2 separate regions of the Mus musculus genome follow, and region 1 is linked to region 2. The links are chromatin loops, found by intact Hi-C in ENCODE. Cell type or tissue: heart. All regions are shown on one strand.

Region 1 (4,000 bases), 55 kb after region 2:
CCAAAAATCTTGATGGATACATGCCGCTGCTTTCATTTTGTAAATAATTAAAAACAAAAACAAATAAAACAAACAAAAATCCCCAAGGTCCAGAAATGTTTATGAAACCTCTTCTGAACTCATACAGCTTTGCTGTTTCAGGCTAAGGTGGAAATGAGATTCCATAATCCCAGACTCATCAACAGCAGTCTGCCCTGCTGTGTCCTCAAAAGCACAACCCGACAGCCAGGCAGAGTTGGCTGGAACAGAATGCCTTTGAGAATAGTGCAATTAAAAAAAAAAATCCCTTCACGTGTGCATCCCTGTCAGCCCTGTTTCCAAAATGTTCTCTCTAGCCCCCACTGCTTAGACCTTAATTCGTCAGCTCAGCTGCAGATGGTGTCATCCACTGGGGTCCTGCTAGTTATTAACTAGCATCAGCATCCTCACTGGGGACGGGCTCCAGCTGATGTCATCCATCCATCCAGTGCTGCTTCCTACCCCCGCCCTCCCCGCCCCACCCCAGGCAGCATCTTCTGCCAGACACCAAAGATGCAGGCTTCTCGTGTGCCTAGATGGAGCCAGAAGGCCTTGGTACTGTATCCCAGGGGAAGGATGCTATAGGGATTTGCCAACAAAGGACTAAATCTACCTGGGAATGGCTCTCTTTCTTGAGCCTGCATCAGGCCCTACTATGCTGAGAACAGCAGTGGTAGCATCCTTGGTGACAGTCACAGAGCAGCCTCACAGTAATTAAAGAGAAGCACTGGGGACAGGTGGCAATGCCTGACTCCGCAGACGAGGCCGTTAGAAGGAGCTTGGCTGTTCCCAAGTATTCTCTCCCTTTCGTCCTGCATTCTCTCTGGGGATCTGGCTCCGGGCCCAGGCAGGGACTGGCAGCCTTGCTATTTTGGGCCCTTCCTGGCCAGCAATTAGTACTGGGATGGCTGAGCCCAGGAAGAGGAAAATCCGGATTTTTATATGAATGTTTCCTTTTTACTGAACTCTGTGTGGAAAAAAGCAAGAATTAATTAGGACTATTCAAACAGGGATGATTTTGTTAAAAGGAAGTAAACAGGGGCCAGCAAGATGGCAGGAAAAGGCACCCGCCTGCCACCAAGTCCGATGACCTGAGTTCACGCCTTAGACCCAGATGGTAGAAGGAGAGAACTGACTCTCACAAGTTGTCCTCTGACCTCTACACATGCTGTGGCATATGTCTGACCACACATGCGCGCACACATGCATACACACAAACACTACTATTTTTTTAAATGGAAGTAAACAGGAATCGCTGTGTGATGTGTATCTTCTGTCTTCCACCAGCCCCTGGTCCTCCTAGAACACCCCCACACCATCCTTACTGATAGCCACATATCAGCCACACACAACGAGAGGCAGCCCCTGAGTGACATGGGGCCATATACTTCAGCTCTGTGAGATCTTAAGCTAGCAGAAATAACAGTGGTAGAAATTACATCCCTCCCTTAAAAATGGGTTGCAGGGATAGACAGGTCTATAACCAGAGAGCTTGTGTCATGTGACTGAGACCCATTGGGTCCACTGCCTCTAAACCATGTGCCCAGATCCACAACACGACAGCTCTCCTTGTTTTGAACACAACCTCAAATGTTTCTGTAGTCATATGGTTGAGTGCGTCTGGACAACTGGCTACTGTCCATAAAGAGCCAGCTTTTTATCCTCCAGCTTTATCCAAAAGGGGTGGAGAGTCGGTGCCAGAACACAGCCTCAGCTGACAGTCTCTATATCTGGCAGGAAGCCTGAGTTAGGACTATCATTCACACTCGCACTTGAAGCGAGGAGGTCAGTCACAATGCAGATGACATACAAGAAGCTTGACAAGGAATGTCAGAGTCATTCTGAACCAAGTGCAGAAAGGCCAGGCAGGGGCCAGAGCGTCCTCCAAGATTCCCCACAGGGCTCTTCCTGTGGAACGCTGCTCTGTCTCTGAGGATCAGACACACTCTTGATACCTCGTGTTTCATTAATTTTCCTGAAGGAAACAAACATGTCTCCCCAAGATAGTGTGGAAACAGAGCAAAGGAGTGATACCTGCAGAGTCCACCGTGGTGAACCCATGGCTTATTGAACTCACTTATAGGAGAACGAGTAAGCCCCAAACCGCAGCAGTGTAGGAGTCTCTCTGGCATGAATAACGACTTCCTCATAGCTGCATGGATGGCATCCCTCCCCGATTCTCAGTTACCCTCCCTCACTCTGTAACCTCCAGCACCTCCCAAGACCTCGGGCAGCCAGGCTGGAATGACACACAGCTAGGAAAGAACACAGGAGGGACTGGATGAAATCTCAACTAAGGGTTTAATAACCCTCCCCGGCCCCTCCTTCAATGAGAAAAAGGTCAGCAGGTCAAATCTTGAGGGTCTCTTGAGAGTAGTCACAGCTGCCCTGATGAAGGTGGTAATGGCTGCCACAATAGGGAGACAACATTCCACAGCCTGTCTTCAAACATCCTTAGAAAAATGGTGGCACGTGCCTGTTGCACGTGCCTGTCCTCTCGGTAGCTCATGTGATCATCATTCAAATCATAGATGCACTCAGCTGTGACACAGGAGACAAGAGTGGAAGGCAGCCAGGAGGCTAGAGGAGAAACGGTAGCAGAGAGGCAGGTTGGGCTCTGGCTCTACGGTGCCATGTGTTTCACATGTACATAAACCAGACTCTGCTAGTATATTCCATGGGTTTTCCTGAGGCTGGGCTTCAATGGTGCACTGGCTGGTTTTGTGTGTCAACTTGACACAAGCTGGAGTTATCGAAGAGAAAGGAGCCTCCCTTGAGGAAATGCCTCCATGAGATCCAGCTGTAAGGCATTTTCTCAGTGATCAAGGGTGGGAGAGCCCAGCCCATTGTGGGTGGTGCTATCCCTGGGCTGGTAGTCCTGGGTTCTATAAGAAAGCAAGCTGAGCAAGTCAGGGGAAGCAAGCCAGTTAAGTAAAATCCCTCCATGGCCTCTGCATCAGCTCTTGTTTTCTGACTTGCTTGAGTTCCAGTCCTGACTTCCTTTAGTGATGAACAGCAATGTGAAATTGTAAGCTGAATAAACCCTTTCCTCCCCAACTTGCTTCTTGGTCATGATAGAAACCCTGACTAAGACAAATGGGCAAAGCAAACTAGAGCATGCAGATGGTGTAGAGGAAGACCTGTGTAAATATGGCTGTAGTCTTCAAGACTATACCTGGAGCTGGGACATGGCTTAAGATGCAAAGCGCTTGCCACGCAAACATGAGGGTCCAAATTCACACAAACAGCCAGGCACTGTAACACTGCAGAGTGTTACTGGAGACAGGAGCAAGGTTCATGATCAGTGAGAAACTCTGCCTCAAGGAAATAAGGTGACGAGTGATTGAGGAAGACATGGATTGTCAACCCCTGGCCTCCATATGCATACACACACCCACATTCTCTCATATACACACTTACACACACAGACACTCACACGTGCACACACTAACACACATACAAATTCTCAAGCACTCACATACAGGCACATATTACACACATACATGCACACGCATATACATTCTCACACACACACATACATACACATTCACACACATACACATTATCACACAAAGACACGCACACACATAATCACACACACTCGGACACATACACTCACACTCATACACACTCACACACATACACATGTGTCCAAGGACAACTTTCACAAAATCGAATCCTATTCTCAACCATCTACACTTATCTGCTTCCAGATTCTATTTTTGAAGTGTGCACAGCATTACCCCCGAAGTACCAATAGGTTAAGCTCTCGTCTCCTGAGTGTGGGAGAAAGTACAGGGGAGAATGTTTCAGGCACACCCCAATGAACAACCCATGCTCCCACCAGTGCCCACTGGCTTCTCATTTCTCTCTCCCCAGGCACCTGGCTGGGAGGGAGGAGCAAACTGGAGCCAAGAAGGCAAAAGCACAACAGAACCCCTTCCAGGGGACGGGGTGGGGGGATGGGGGGTGGGGGTGGAGG
Region 2 (4,000 bases):
AAGGAAAAGGTCACGTGGTGTCTGCAGTCAGGAAGCAGAGATGAACGCTGGTGCTCAGCCCAGTGTCTCCTCTTTATTCAGTCCAGGACCCAGTGTGTGGGATGCTGCTGGCCACATTTAGGGTGGGTTTTCAACATATCTCAGACAGGCACACCTGTCACCTCAGAAATCACAGATCTAGTCAAGTTGACAAAACCAAACATCACACCCAGCACCCATGTGTCTTCTGCACTGTCCTTGGCTGTAAACCACCATGGCTGAGGTGGTGCCACTGAGGACAACTAGGACTTCTGCTGGGTGTGGGCTGCTAAGCTGTGGTGAGACAGCCACCCTTCCAGGGAAGAGGACAGGAGCCTGGAGCTAGCTCCTGTTGACCAGGACAGTGGGAACAGAGGACGGGGCTGTGTGCCAAGGAGACATTCCAGCTGCTTGCTTTTCACTAGTGCTGTTCAATGCAGCTCAGTGCGAGATAACATTATATTCAGAAGTCACATGAGTTCTAGTTCCTGGATGATTCCCACCCTCCTCGGAACTGGATAAAAGTTGGCATTCTGTAAAAGCCACCTTGGGGTCTTGTAGCCCTGCAGCATCTTTTCAAAGTTCAGGCCACTTGTAAGAGACCTGGTGTCAAGAGTCAAGGTACCTCAGGGACTCGTGGAATCTGTATAGCAAAGAGTTTCGTGTTACTGCTAAGTGGAAAGTGTTCAGTGTTCTTGGACACTTGCCTTCAGTGCACGCCCTTCATTAGGCAAAGAAAGGGAGTTGGGGGGGGGGGATTTCTACAGCAGCTGTCTATTAATACGACAGGCTAAGGGACTAGAAGCCTATGAGGAGCTGGCCTGAAGCACCTCTTTGGCCTAGGGTTTTGTACTTATGAGACTGGAGGCATGAGCAGCTGAGTTGAAATTTGAGTCACTGAGTGGCCTACAGCTTGCCTGCTCTTTGCTGTAGCATTTCCCCCAGTTGTATTTCTCAGCTTGCTCCTGCCACACCCGAGCGTGGGGAGCCTCTGGACACAGAGGCTTCCCGTCCAGCAAGCTATGTGGTAGAGAGGTCACCTGCCTTCCCAGCCCAGTGGCCAGGGACCACACGTCACTGCTGTATCTGCTATGATGCCACCTTTGGCTGTCTTCACAGTGGCTCGCAGCACTCAGGAAGCCCTTCAGCTCACTGCTCCAAAAGCACCGGCTCTCTGGACAGTTCCAAAGTCTACATTGTCACTCACGGCGGCGGTCAGCAGGCACCTGGGGCGGTGACAAAGCCTTACCACAGACAAGGAGCAGCAAACAAATATGTCATTGGCTGGAAAAAGTCAGAAGGTAGCCCACCACCCGAGGAACCTGAAGTGACGGAATGCCCCAGGTAAATCTATAACCATAGTCATTGTACACCCTTCCTACCATCTCTGTCTGTCCATCTGTCTGTCCCCTGGTTAGGGTTATTGTTGCTGTGATAAAACACCATGACCAAAAGCAGATTGGACAGTAAAAGAGTTTGGCTTCTACTTCCACATCACTGTTGATCACTGAAGGAAGTCAGGACAGGAATCCACACGGGGCAGGAACCTGGAGGCAGGAGCTGATGCAGAGGTTGCTTACTGGCTTGCTTCCCATGGCTTGTTCAGCCTACTTTCTTACAGAACCCAGGACCACCAGCCCAGGGATGGTACCACCCACAATAGGCTGAGCCCGCCCTATTGATCACTAATAAGAAAATGCCTTACGCCTGATCTCATGGAGGCATTTCCTCAGTCAAGGATCATTTCTCTCAGATGACTACAGCTTGTGTCAAGTTGACATAAAACCATCCAGCACAGAGTACAGTCATGTGAGTCCAGAGGACACCCTCTGATGAGGCCCTGCAGGTGCTGCCTGCCTTCTTTGAGAACAGGGCCTGTCATTGACCTGGAACTCAGGCCAGTGTGACTTGCCAGCCCTTGGGCCCCAGTGACCCTCCTGTCTCCATCTGCCCAACATTGAGGTTACAAGTGCAGACCACCATGCTCAGCTGTTTACTGTGTGCTGGGGATGGGTGCAAGGCAAGCATTTCACCCATGGGGCCAGCTCCATTCTTGCCTCTGCTTTAAACACTTTAAATGTTGGGATTTATGTTTCCGTCTTTAAAGTCTTCACTTTATTCTGATGGTGACGGTGGTGGTGGTGACAGCAGTGGCGGTGGTGATGGCAGTCGTGGTGCTAATGCTTGTGGTGATGTGCAGAAGCTGCGGTGGCATGTGTCGAGTGATCCCCTCCTTCTACCATAGGAATCCTGGGCTGGAGCTCAGCTCATCAGGCTTGGACTTGGAGAAGGCAGGCCCTTCACCTTGAACTCGGAGAAGGCAGGACCTTCACCTGCTAAGCCATCTCTGTAGCCCTTGGCTTTTATTGGTAGCAGAGTATAAAGCTCTGCTGTCTTTGACTCTGTATGCAGAAAGCTGCCTGCAGTAGAGTCGTGGTGACAGCTGGTGGTGGTGTGGCGTAGTCTCCATGGTGTCTCAAGGCCAAGAGCACCATCAACCCCACAGTCAGAGAACACAGAAGCAGGAACACTGCCTGCTTGTTTTGTGGAACTCTTGAGGTTTGATTGGCAGGTAGGGGGTGGGGGGGCAGATATCCTATGTTCGTGAAAAAAAAAAGGAGGGAAAACTGAAGGTCTGGTATTGTTCAGAGTAGCCCAAGAAACCCTGACTTGTGCTCTGCTAGAGGAGCGTGCCATGGTGTAGGTGTGGGCTGTGTGTGCGGTGTGTGCCTGTGAACACACAGCTCATAGGATTGCGCACACAGCTCATGGGAGCCTGCACAGACTCTTGAAGAATAACCTTAACTAATGTGCCTTGGGCTCTCCCCATTGTGATTTTGAAGATAGTGTCTGTCACTGGCCTGGAGCTTACTAAGTCTAGACTGGCTGAGCAGTGAGCCCAAAGATCTGCTTGTCTCTGTCTCTCCAGTGCCAAGCTGACCACCAATCTGGCTTTTTTTAAAATCTGAGTTCATACTAACTGAGCTATCCCCTCAGTTTCAAATGCTTTCTGGACTTTCATCTGACTGCCAAGGGACAGCTTATAGGTAGACTGCAGCTCCTCTGAACCTGTGTTCTGGTTTATTCCATCAGGATATATGGTGAGATGGACATCATGTCCACAGCCACTCAGCACCCGGCAGTGGTGGGAGACTCTGTTTCAGAAACTCAGCATGTCCTATCCAAAGATGACTTTCTGAAGTTGATGCTGCCGGACAGCCCCTTAGTGGAGGAGGGGAGACGGAAGGTGAGTGAGTAACCACGAAGGCTTTGGTGCAACTCCAGGTGCTCATTTGCTCCCCACAGCCCTTCCTGTGGTCCACCAACAGCCCGGTGTAGAGTGGCCATCACCGCTGCCTCGGATGTCAAGGTTTGGTTTGTTTATAGTACTGAGGGTGGAACCCCAGGGCCTCACACATTCTAGGCAAGAGCTGCAGCCCAGCCCTGGCCCTTGCCACTAGCAATTCCTTCAGAGACAAATGAGCTGAGGAGGCTGGTGTGGGGGGCCATTGTGTTCTTGGAGTTGCTCTGAAAGCCAGGCTGGCTCCCCTCGGGTCTTGGCTCTGGCTATGACCTGTTACATTAGCTTATGCAAATGGGTCCCTGTGTGCTGATGTGATAAAGAGTAGGTCAGTAACTGTCCTTCAGGGTCAGGGCTCTGCCAGGAAGTGACACACAGGAGCCTAGCATGGTACCTGGACACAGCCGGCCCTCAAAGGTAACCAGTGAGGCCACACTGCTTACCTCGCCCAGGACCTCCAGCCTATGCCCTGTCCAGGTCGGCCTGGCAGACTGTCTGCTCCAGAAATGGATAGAGATTGGTTGCAACCACATCTATCAAGCCTTGCATTCTGCCACACAGAGCTGCAGCTCTCAGCGACAGCCTCCTCACACTCAAGTCAGCGGTGCCTTCTCAGTGAGGAGTTCACGTCTTTGCTTTGCTCCTCCCAAGTTCTCCTCCCTAATTCACTTCTTAAAATAA

What was found. A loop is a pair of places that touch in the nucleus more often than their neighbours do. Peaks named below come from ENCODE experiments on the same cell type or tissue, not always from the same donor. Only the 100,000 strongest peaks of a DNase experiment are listed, where the experiment ranks them.
Region 1: a loop joins it to region 2, with 2.7 times the contacts of the local background. A loop is called at or near these places in 2 of 42 quality-filtered maps.

The regions. Positions count from the first base shown.
Region 1 is chr8:125,387,143-125,391,142 of GRCm38, reverse strand. It overlaps Gm30713 (a long non-coding RNA gene), which reads right to left. Exons shown (of 5, transcript XR_879356.2): 3 at 3,773-3,794; 4 at 3,194-3,332; 5 at 2,301-2,598. Among named protein-coding and RNA genes, the nearest start is that of Gm30713, 3.3 kb to the right of the region's middle. In heart, no CTCF peak of the experiment used is centred here; DNase peaks (open chromatin) are centred at 852, 1,682 and 2,472; H3K4me3 peaks cover 308 bases; H3K27ac peaks cover 2,698 bases.
Region 2 is chr8:125,441,848-125,445,847 of GRCm38, reverse strand. Sipa1l2 (signal-induced proliferation-associated 1 like 2) reads left to right here. Exons shown (of 22, transcript NM_001357372.1): 16 at 1,138-1,362; 17 at 3,112-3,265. Among named protein-coding and RNA genes, the nearest start is that of Gm30713, 58 kb to the right of the region's middle. In heart, a CTCF peak has its summit at 2,443; DNase peaks (open chromatin) are centred at 377 and 997; H3K27ac peaks cover 1,032 bases.